2 separate regions of the Homo sapiens genome follow, and region 2 is linked to region 1. The links are chromatin loops, found by intact Hi-C in ENCODE. Cell type or tissue: B cell. All regions are shown on one strand. Links, peaks and the distances in the headings refer to the core of each region. The heading gives the core; the rest is flanking DNA.

Region 1 (5,377 bases), core at 304-5,303:
GAGGCTGAGGCAGGAGAATCACTTGAACCGGGGAGGCAGAGGTTGCAGTGAGCCGAGATCACGCCACTGTACTCCAGCCTGGGCAACAAGAGCGAAACTCCATCTCAAAAAAAAAAAAAAAGTAGGGATGTTAATCATTTGTTTGTGGATTAACTGAAAAAGGCATTTCTTAGCTTCAGTGTAGAAAGAAAAGGAATAGTGACTGGTATCCCTTTGGTGCATTGGAGAAGGAAGATACTCATTTCTTTTTTGTGTGTGTGGTTTTTTTTTTTTGGAGACGGAGTCTGTCTCTGTCCCCCAGACTGGGGTGCAGTGGCGCGTAATCTCGGCTCACTTCAAATTCCACCTCCCGGGTTCAAGGGATTCTCCTGCCTCAGCATTCCGAGTAGCTGGGATTACAGGCACGTGCCATCACGCCCGGCTAATTTTTGTATTTTTAGTAGAGACGGGGTTTCCTCATGTTGGTAAGGCTGGTCTCAAACGCCTGGCCTCATGATCCGCCTGCCTCAGCCTCTCAAAGTGCTGGGATTACAGGCATGAGCCACCGCGCCCAGCTAAGGTGTGTTATTTCTTACAGACTACTTATAGAAGTGGCTCCAAAGGCTTAAATCAGCCTATTGAATATGCCAAAATAAGCCTGAGGTCGATGAAAGAGGTAACTCATGGCTTACCGAACAATTTGGTTTTGCAGGGGGAGAGAGTTTGTGCCCAATCTGCAAACAAATTAGTTTCAACTCTATAGCAAAACAAGCTTAATATTAAGGCCGGGCGTGGTGGCTCACGCCTGTAATCCCAGCACTTTGGGAGGCCGAGACGGGCAGATCACGAGGTCAGCAGATCGAGACCATCCTGGCTAACATGGTGAAACCCCGTCTCTACTAAAAATACAAAAAAAAAAAAAAAAAAAATTAGCCGGGTGTGGTGGCAGGCGCCTGTAGTCCCAGCTACTCGGGAGACTGAGGCAGGAGAATGGCGTGAACCCGGGAGGCGGAGCTTGCAGTGAGCTAAGATTGCGCCGCTGCACTCCAGCCTCGGCGACAGAGAGAGACTCCGTCTCAAAAAACGAAAAACAAAAAAAAAAACAGTAACTTCATTTTGTGAGTGGTACCCATTCACTGGATGGCTTTTTCTTGAAAAGAAGCTTTTTTTTTTTTTTTTTTTTTTTAAGATGGAGTCTCACTCCTGTTTCCTAGGCTGGAGTGCAGTGGTGCGATCTCAGCTCACTGCAACCTCCGCCTCCCAGGTTCAAGTGATTCTCCTGCCTCAGCTTCCTGAGTAGCTGGGATTACAGGCGCCCGCCACCACACCTGGCTAATTTTTGTATTTTTAGTAGAGACAGGGTTTCACCATGTTGGCCAGGTTGGTCTCTAATTCCTAACCTCAGGTGATCCGCCCCCTTCGGCCTCCCAAAGTGCTGGGATTACAGGTGTGAGCCACTGCGCCTGGCCTGAAGAGAAGCTGTTGATCCTTTATTGGCTCACAGGAGTGTTCCAGAACAGCGGCCCCTGTGTGAGATGCCTGTGGCATGTAGCTCCAGGAGAGACAGGTTTAATTCCGGATAAGTGTACCCAACTGCATACTGATATTCACAAAGTGCCTTTTGTACCTGTCGAAAATTAATATATTTTTGCAATTGGTGGCTGTTTTCATGTATTAGAAAATCTGCAGTCAAGAAAGGCCTGCTGCCCCGGCACAGTGGCTCACGCCTGTAATCCTAGCACTCTGGGAGGCTGAGATGGGTGGATCACCTGAGGTCAGAAGTTCAAGACCAGCCTGGCCAACATAGTGAAACCCTGTCTCTACTAAAAATACAAAAATTAGCTGGGCATGGTGGCACAGGCCTGTAGTCCCAGCTATTCAGGAGGCTGAGGCAGGAGAATCACTTGAACCTGAGAGGCAGAGGTTGCAGTGAGCCGAGATTGCACCACTGAGCTCCAGCTGGGGCGACAGAGTGAGACTCTGTCTAAGAAAAAAAAAAAAGGAAGAGAAGAAAGAAAGAAAGAAAGAGAAAGAAAAAAGAAAGAGAGGAAGGAGGGAGGGAAGGAAAGAAATATTTGAAAATTGTGAAATGAAATTAAACATTTGATTATCCATTTTAATTCTCTGGAAATGGAAATCCCCATAACATGTAAACTCACATAGAGTATATAAATCCAACTTTTTCACTTGATTTTCAGAAATACTGTGCATATGTGCAAAAGTAAAGGCATGGTCTGGCCGGGCACGGTGGCCCATGCCTGTAATCCCAGCACTTTGGGAGGCAGAGGCGGGTGGATCACTTGAAGTCTGGAGTTCAAGACCAGCCTGGCCAATATGGTGAAACCTCGTCTCTACCAAAAATACAAAAATTAGCCGGGCTTGATGGTGGGCGCCTGTAGTCCTACCTACTCCGGAGGCTGAGGCAGGAGAATTGCTTGAACCTCGGAGACGGAGGTTGCAGTGAGCCGAAATCGCCACTGCACTCCAGCCTGGGCGACAGAGCAAGACTCTGTCTCAACCAGCCAACCAACCAACCAACTAACCAACCAACCAACCAACCAACCAAAGAATAAAGGCATGGCTGGCACAAAGCCAGGAAGCACGCCTGGCCGGGTGGCTCCCCACATTGGCCACCAGGGGGCACCATCATCTCATAACTGTCTGGCTCTGGGACCTACACATGCGAGAGAGGAATTTTTTAGTGCGGTTTGAGAAGGAATAAGCAACCTGCTGTTTAATGTGTTCATTCAATGGGTCTTTTACAAATTGCTATTTGTAACCTAGAGCGTGCCAGTTATTTAGGATATAATTAGGTTTTTGCTGTTTCACTAACATACCTCACATACCTCGTATAAATGCTTTTTTTTTTTTTAACACACCTCTATACTAAAGAGGAAAATGCTTTTAAATGTAATCTTGAGGTTAATTGACTCTCACTTCTCCTTTCTCTGAAGGGCCTGCAGAACTCTTTCAGTTCTGACGTGGCCCCAGTAGTTTTTTGGTTTTATTTTTTTGAGATAGGGACTCTCTCACCCAGGCTGGGGTACAGTGGCACGATCATAGCTCACTGCAGCCTCTGCCTCCCAGGCTCAAGTGATCCTCCCTCCTCAGCCTCTTGAGTAGCTGGGGCTAAAGGCATGCGCCATCACGCCCAGCTAAGCTTTGTTTGTTTGTTTTTTGTTTGTTTGTTTGTTTGTTTGTTTTAGAGACAGGGTTTCACTATGTAGCCCAGGCTGATCTTGAACTTCTGAGCTCAAGCAATCGGTCCACCTTGGCCTCTCGAAGTGCTGGGATTACAGGCGTGAGCCACCTGGTCGTTTTTTGTTTTTTTTTTTTTTGAGATAGAGTCTCACCCTGTCGCCCAGGCTGGGGTGCAATGGTGAGATCTCGTCTGACTACAATCTCTACCTACTGGGTTCAAATGATTCTCCTGCCTCAGCCTCCCGAGTAGCTGGGATTACAGGTGCCTGCCACCATGCCCAGCTATTTTTTTTGTATTTTTAGTACAGACGGGGTTTCACCATGTTGGCCAGGCTGGTCTTGAACTCCTGACCTCGTGATCCGCCCGCCTCAGCCTCCCAAAGTGCTGGGATTACGGCGTGAGCCACCACGCCTGGTTACCACCTAGTAGTTTTTATCTGGTGACATCTCATCTCTTTGAAATCTGAAACACCAAATCTAAGTAAGAATCTGACTTTAGATTTTGATGTCTTTAAATTAGATAAACTAGCTGGACGCGGTAGTTCAAGCCTATGATCGCAGCACTTTGGGAGGCCAAAGTGAGAGGATCGCTTGAGTCCAGGAGTTCAAGACCAGCATGGGCAACATGACAAAACCCCTCTCAATAAATAAAATAAAAATAAAAGAATACAAATAAATAACTAAATTAGGTAAACTGTTGCACTTAATATTTATCTGAGCCAGTGGTGTTTATGTCAAGATGGGGTCAGATTCTAGACTAAATCAAACTCTCAGACAAGAAAATGGCCTCTTGCCCTGTCATGCTCTCTGTCATGTTATGCTGCGGTAAGAAGGCCCTCACCAGATGCAGCCCAACAGCTGTGGACTTTCAAACCTCCAGAACTGTAAGAAATACGTTTATTTTTAAAATAAATTTAAAAGGCTGGGCATGGTGGCTCATGCCTGTAATCCCAGCACTTTGGGAGGCCGAGGTGGGTGGATCACCTGAGGTTAGGAGTTTGAGACCAGCCTGGCCAACATGGTGAAGCCCCATCTCTACTAAAAATACAAAAATCAGCCAGGCGGGGTGGCACGAAGCCTGTAATCCCAGCTACTCGGGAGGCTGAGGCAGGAGAATCGCTTGAACCTGGGAGGCAGAGGTTGAAGTGAGCCAAGATTGTGCCGTTGCACTCCAGCCTAGGCGACAGCAAGACTTTGTTTTTTTGTTTTTTGTTTTTCAAAAAAAGAAAGAAAGAAATCTCCAGCATGGGGAACATTATGAAACCCTGTCTACAAAAACTGCAGGAAAAAAAAAATCACTGAACATGGTAGTGGGCACCTGTAGTCCCAGCTACTCGGGAGGCACAAGAGGATCATTTGAGCCAGGAAGGCAGAGGTTGCAGTGAGCTAAGATTGCACCATTGCACTCCAGCCTGGGCAACAGAGTGAGACCCACCCTGTCTCCAAAAAAAGAAAGGAAAAGAAAGGAAAGGAAAAGGAAAAAGAAAAAAAAAGGAAAGCAAAGGAAAGGAATCTCATGTCAAATAATCATAGTAGAAGTTAAAGTACATAACAATGGCATCTATTTTCATTGCCATGTTACTGCAGAGAGTAGTTTTTGGTGGTCATTGCATTTTTTTTTTTTTTGAGACATGGTCTCACTCTGTCACCCAAGCTGGAGTGTAGTGGCGTGATCTCTGCTCCCTATGGTCTCCACCTCCCTCCCACTTCAGCCTCCAAAGTAACTGGCATTATAGGCGCACATCAGCATGCCTAGCTAATTTTTGTATTTTTTGTAGAGATGGGGTTTTGCCATGTTGCCCAGGCTGGTCTGGAACTCCTGAGCTCAAGCAATCTGCTGGTCTTGGCCTCCTAAAGTGCTGAAGTGCTGGGATTACAGGTGTGAGCCACCACACCCGGCCTGATTATTGTCTTTAGTCTGCTGTAGTCATACTACGTAGAATTGAGTTTCCACTTCATATATTTATTATGCATTCATGTGACCAAAGAAGTTCCAGATATGTGCTGCTATCATTATTTCATCTGGGCCACAGTCTTGAATTGTTACATAGCACATTGTTACATGCCTCTAGAAATAATAAAAGAATGTTACAACAAAAATAAACTTTTTGTTTTCTTTTTATTGAGACAGAGTCTCGCTCTGTCGTGAAGGCTGCAGTGCAGTGGCGTGATCTCGGCTCACTGCCAAACTCTGCCG
Region 2 (5,377 bases), core at 131-5,130, 160 kb after region 1:
ATAAATGAAAGTGGAATGTGCATAGGGGAAGAAGGGACACTGGCCCTCTCAACTTCTTCCTCTAGCCTCTCACTCCCTTCCAAGGCCCTGAGACATTCCTGCTGCCTCTTTGGAACCCCTTTGAAAACCACTCCCCTTAGTGTTCCAAGATGGATGTGCTAAGAGGCACGTCTAATTCTGTCCCTCTCCTAAAAACCCTTCAGAGGTTTCCCATTGTCCTCCCCACAGTTCTAACATGGCCTACCAAGGCCCTTCATGGGCTAGCCCCTGATTATTTCTCTTGCTTTCTCTCACGTCCTCCCACCTTGCATTCTCTGCCCCACCCACACTGACCTGTTCAGTTCCTCAAACTCTTCTGGGCTTTTGCACATGTCCTCTCTGCCTGGAATCTTCTTTATCCACTAAGACCTATACTCGTCCTGAGGTTTCAGTTGGGCTTCATTTTTTCCTGGTAGCTCCTTCTTTTCTAATGTGTGTCTTCCTACTATTATATGTTTTTCCCATAGCAACCCTTATTTACCCTATCATAGCACTTCCCTTACTTTATAGTTTATGATTTTTAAAACTTACCTGTTAACCTTACTCGACTGGAAATACCATAGGACCATGGGCCATGTCTGTCCTTCCCACCATTGTATCATAGGGCCCCTCTCATAAAAGGCACTTAATAAATGTTTTTTGACGGTTTGAATGAAGAAATAAAGGAATTGTATTTTCTTGGTAATGTGGGGATGTGGGAGACAGTCTAAATTTTGTACCACATCAGTTATTAAATATAGAAAAATAGTAATAATATATGGTTAAATTATTTCTATGTAAAAAGCATATTGCAATACAAAAATAGAAATATCTAAATATGAATAATGAGTATTAGGATGGTTGAATTACAAGTTCTGTTTTCCTTAGTATATTTCAACTTTTCTGTAATTTCACTTCTTTTATTTAAAATGTTTTAAAGAATCAATTCTAATTTTCTGTGCATTTTAAGTGTCTTAAATATAGCATCTTTAGCTCCTCTGGGTAATTTTGTTCTCAAGTTTCCTCAATCCTGGGTAGTTCCCAAGAACTAGAGCATAATCTCTACTAGAAGTAATCTAAAATGCCTTGTTTCTGTGCTTCTGCTTTAGTAGATCAAAAAGCTTTCAATTTCCAAAGTTTCTTTTTCTTGGATAAAATACCATACTATTCAAAATAGCAAAGATGACACTGTTGTTTTTATTATTCTTTGTTTAACTTTTTTCCACTTCCTAAATGAGCCTTTTCCTATTTCCCTGTATTAAATACTTGAGTACTATTTTTGTGAAGTGCTTTTTAATATTTGTGAAATGCTTTTGCCTACTCTGTCTTCAAGTCGTTGATACAGCAACTATTGTAGATAAAGGAACTGAGGCTCACAGAAGTTATATGGCTTGCTAAAGGCCACAAGCTTGGTTAGAGGTTTACTCTGGGACTAAATCAGTGATTCTCTTGTTCTTAGTAAAGCCCCTTGCATGTAACATCACACAGTAAAAGTTTTTCCCTTGTATATACTCCTTTTAAGAATAATTTTATATACATGTGTATGAGGAATTTATAATATATTTCTAATTTAAGGCTATTGCGAATATTAAATCTGGATAAAACCTGTCTTTTTGAATCCTGTTATGTTAAAAAAACAACATTTATTTCTGGCTTGAAGTTATTTGTGTACTGCATTCTGATTTTTTTTTTTCTTTCTTTCACAGTTGTGCATGCCTAAAGGGCTATCTTTCAGGACACAAACGGACAATAAAGACCCCCAGTTTCACTCATTTATAATTACCAGGGAAGATGGTTCTCGCACCTATGGTTTTGTTCTCACTTTTTATGAAGAAGTTACAAGTAAGCAAATCTGCACAGCAATGCAGACACTTTACCAGATGCACAACGCTGAGCATTACAGCAGTGTGTATGCTTCATCTTCCTGCAGTATGGACTCATTGGCAAGTAGTCTTGATGAAGGAGATACAACTTCCCTTTTGAAACTCCAGCGATACAACTCCTATGATATTAGCAGAGACACCCTGTATGTTTCAAAAAGTATATGCTTGATCACACCGTTACCATTCATGCAGGCCTGCAAGAAATTCCTTATCCAGCTTTACAAGGCTGTTACCTCACAGCAGCCACCACCCTTGCCACTTGAAAGCTATATCCACAATATTCTTTATGAAGTACCCCTTCCACCTCCAGGGAGGTCACTGAAATTTTATGGTGTTTATGAACCTGTCATCTGCCAGAGGCCTGGGCCCAGTGAACTCCCCCTCTCTGATTACCCCCTTCGGGAGGCATTTGAGCTCCTGGGATTAGAGAACCTGGTGCAGGTGTTTACCTGTGTTCTTTTAGAGATGCAAATCCTTCTCTACTCACAAGGTAGGTTTTCCTTGGATTTTACATTTTCCAAAAACAAGTACTTTTGCTCCCAACTACTGTGTTTCCATGGGGTATATTATTAGAACCGAATAATGATCACAGTCTTTTCTGTTTTGTGTAAAGGGAGCAGGTATGGTGGGACCAGCGGCTGAGATGAGACTGCTGTTTCTCTTTGAGGTGGCAGTCAGTGACTGCAGAGAGAAATAGGAAGGAACACAAGTGTTAACTTGGCTGATTTGGGTATATTTATTTATTAATGGAAATAGCCCTTTTTTCCTGATAATATATAATCGTCATTAAGAAAACATTTTTTCTTCATCATAATGAGAGTGAGAGAACTCTGTTACTACCAGAAACGTGTAGACTTCCCATTCTTTATGGATTAGTAAAGGTTCACATCAAAACTCAGCGAACATTGAAAAGGGATAAATGAAATTGTTGACTCTGCAGCTTCCTGAGGCAATCAACTTTGGATCTTTGCCTGTGGGAGCATTTCATCTGAGTGAGAGAAAAGGTGAGCAGGCATGAGACAGATGACTTTCCCAGGTCTAACAGTTCTGCCAGAGTTGTGTGTGTGTGTGTGTGGTTTTTTGTTTATGTTTTTTAATCTCAGAAGGAAGTTATCTTTGTGGTATCTTTCATTCAAAGTTCTTCCAACACATATTAAGAAAATAACAAACTATGGATTTTATTTTACCAGTACATTTGTGAAGACTAATGCTGAGCCTAGACTAGGATACTAGTTGTCATCTGAATATGAATGTGTAGAGAAAATAGAGATGCTATGTCTTAATGGATAGTGAATTGAAGGAAATTATAAAATAGTACCTGTACACTGATAGATTCTTCAAAAAAGGTTACACAAATATTTGGATTCACTTTTTTTTTTAGACAAGTTCTCACTCCGTCACCCAGGCTGGAGTGCAGTAGTGCAATCATGGGTCACTGCAACCTTGACATCCCGTGCTCAAGCTGTCTTCCCACCTCACCCTCCTGAGTAGCTGGTACTATAGGAATGTGCCACCGCATCAGCTAATTTTTTATTTTTTGTAGAGACGGACTGTCACTGTCTTGCCCTGGACTCTCAAAATCCTAGGCTCAAATGATCCTCCTGCCGTGGCCTCCCAAAGTGCTGGAATTACAGGCATGAAGCATTGCACCCAACTGGGGTTAGCATTTTGCTAACTTGTATTTAAGCTGGCAGAATTGTAGTGCAATCCCGACTGGTGCCGTCAAGCTTATTTTACCACTTTCCTTTTTTTATTTTTCTATTTTAAATTATAAGTGGGGCTGAGCCAAGTAGACTATATTTGTACTTCCCCATCTTGTGTGTATGTTGACACTATTTGTGTGTTGACAGCCGTTCACAAGGTTGTATTTTCTTCAGTTTATCCAACATAATGTTCTTTGATAATGTGTTTCATGTCTCAATTTTTGTTGTCAGGAAGTTATTCTCTAATGACCAATCTAAATTCTTTCCTTTCTTCTTTCACCCACTTTCTTTTTATATGTATATATTTAAAATATATTTTAGTGAAACACTTTCTCATCATCTTTAGATAAAAAAAAAATCCATTTTTTAATCTGAAGCTCCTTGGGCATTAGGAGTTAATTGCTTTCTGCTCCACAGATTTCAGATGCCACTGCACTAATTCCCCAGTGCTCTTGAGGCAGAGCTTAGACATGTCCTCCTCAGTTGGAAATCCTTGTGGCAACTTCAGGGGCTTGATTCTTACTGACTGTTAAACCACTTTCAGTTTTGCATTCACTGAAGCAATATGCTTGTGAACTTGATGGATATGTGTGTTTTCTAATCTGAGCATCTTTATTATGTCTTTTTCCCAATATGGACACCTTTTTGTACTTTTTTATTCTGGTAACAATATGCAGTTTCTGAGGATTCTGTGGATCTCCGTCATATTTTTCATGATCTGCAAGTGAAGGCTGAAACGCTTTATATGGAATTCTTGACCTGGTAAATTTGTGATGAATCCAATCTATGTAAACGAGAGACTTCACACCTTTTGTCCCAGTCTGTAGTTCATTTTGCCTCTTGAGCTACTGACAGCAAAGTCCCTGCCATAAGTGTGGTGGCTGTTCTCTTTAGAGAGAGCGCCTGCTAAATATTCAGCATGAACCTTCCCACCAGCAGAAGCTGAGGACTCACTGCTTCCATTATTACTTACAGATCACCTTTTTGTATCTGAAAAATTTTACCTTAAGTAATTCTCTCTTCCTTTCTTCCTTTTATTTCCCTGAATGGAGTAGGGATTAGAGAATGGCTAGAAGGGGCAGAGGCTTGGAGCTTAATACCTTATGGTGTTTTAGCCCATTAGAAAAAAATAACTTTTTTTTTTTTTTAAGACAGAGTCTCGCCCTGTTGCCCAGGCTGGAGTGCAGTGGCATGATCTTGGCTCACTGCAACCACCGCCTCCCGGGTTCAAACAATTCTCCTGCCTCAGCCTCCCGAGTAGCTGGGACTATGGGTGCGCACCACCACACCCAGCTGATTTTTGTATTTTTAGTAGAGACAGGGTTTTCACCATGTTGGTCAGGCTGGTCTTGAACTCCTGACCTCATGATCCACTCGCCTCAGCCTCCCAAAGTGCTGGGATTACCGGCGTGAGCCACTGTGCCTGGCCGAAAAAAAGAACTTTGTATTCTAGACTTAGAAGAAATCTTAAAGGCCATTTTCTTGAATCTTGAAGTTCAATTTATTTATGTTCTGCCTAGAGAAGCAATTTGGGTTAGAAAGAATATTGGGGGTGGGTGGGTTCTTTTGTTTTGCCTTTAATTTTTAGAGATGGGGTCTCACTGTGTTGCCCAGAATGGAGTACAGTGTATTCACAGGCACAGTCTTAGCACACTGCAGCCTCAAACTCCTCAGCTCACACCATCCTCCCATCTCAGCGTCCCGAGTAGTTGAGACTGCAGGCACATACCACCATGCCTGGTTTAGAGTATTGGTTTTTGAAGTCATAACAAT

Evidence for each region. Peaks named below come from ENCODE experiments on the same cell type or tissue, not always from the same donor. Only the 100,000 strongest peaks of a DNase experiment are listed, where the experiment ranks them.
Region 2: it touches region 1 in a loop (4-fold over the local background); 5 of 110 quality-filtered maps call a loop at or near these places.

What each region holds. Positions count from the first base shown.
Region 1 is chr12:31,634,071-31,639,447 of GRCh38, reverse strand. The region is part of intron 1 of LOC124902913 (a long non-coding RNA gene); the gene reads left to right. Among named protein-coding and RNA genes, the nearest start is that of ETFBKMT, 23 kb to the left of the region's middle. In B cell, for the core only: CTCF peaks have their summits at 2,446 and 2,646 (motif pointing right); a DNase peak (open chromatin) is centred at 2,627; H3K4me3 peaks cover 763 bases; H3K27ac peaks cover 420 bases.
Region 2 is chr12:31,476,603-31,481,979 of GRCh38, reverse strand. It overlaps DENND5B (DENN domain containing 5B), which reads left to right. Exons shown (of 21, transcript NM_144973.4): 3 at 1,725-2,391. It also overlaps the pseudogene MRPL30P2. Among named protein-coding and RNA genes, the nearest start is that of LINC02387, 110 kb to the right of the region's middle. RefSeq lists an enhancer at 4,133-4,182. In B cell, for the core only: no CTCF peak of the experiment used is centred there; a DNase peak (open chromatin) is centred at 2,009; H3K27ac peaks cover 2,158 bases.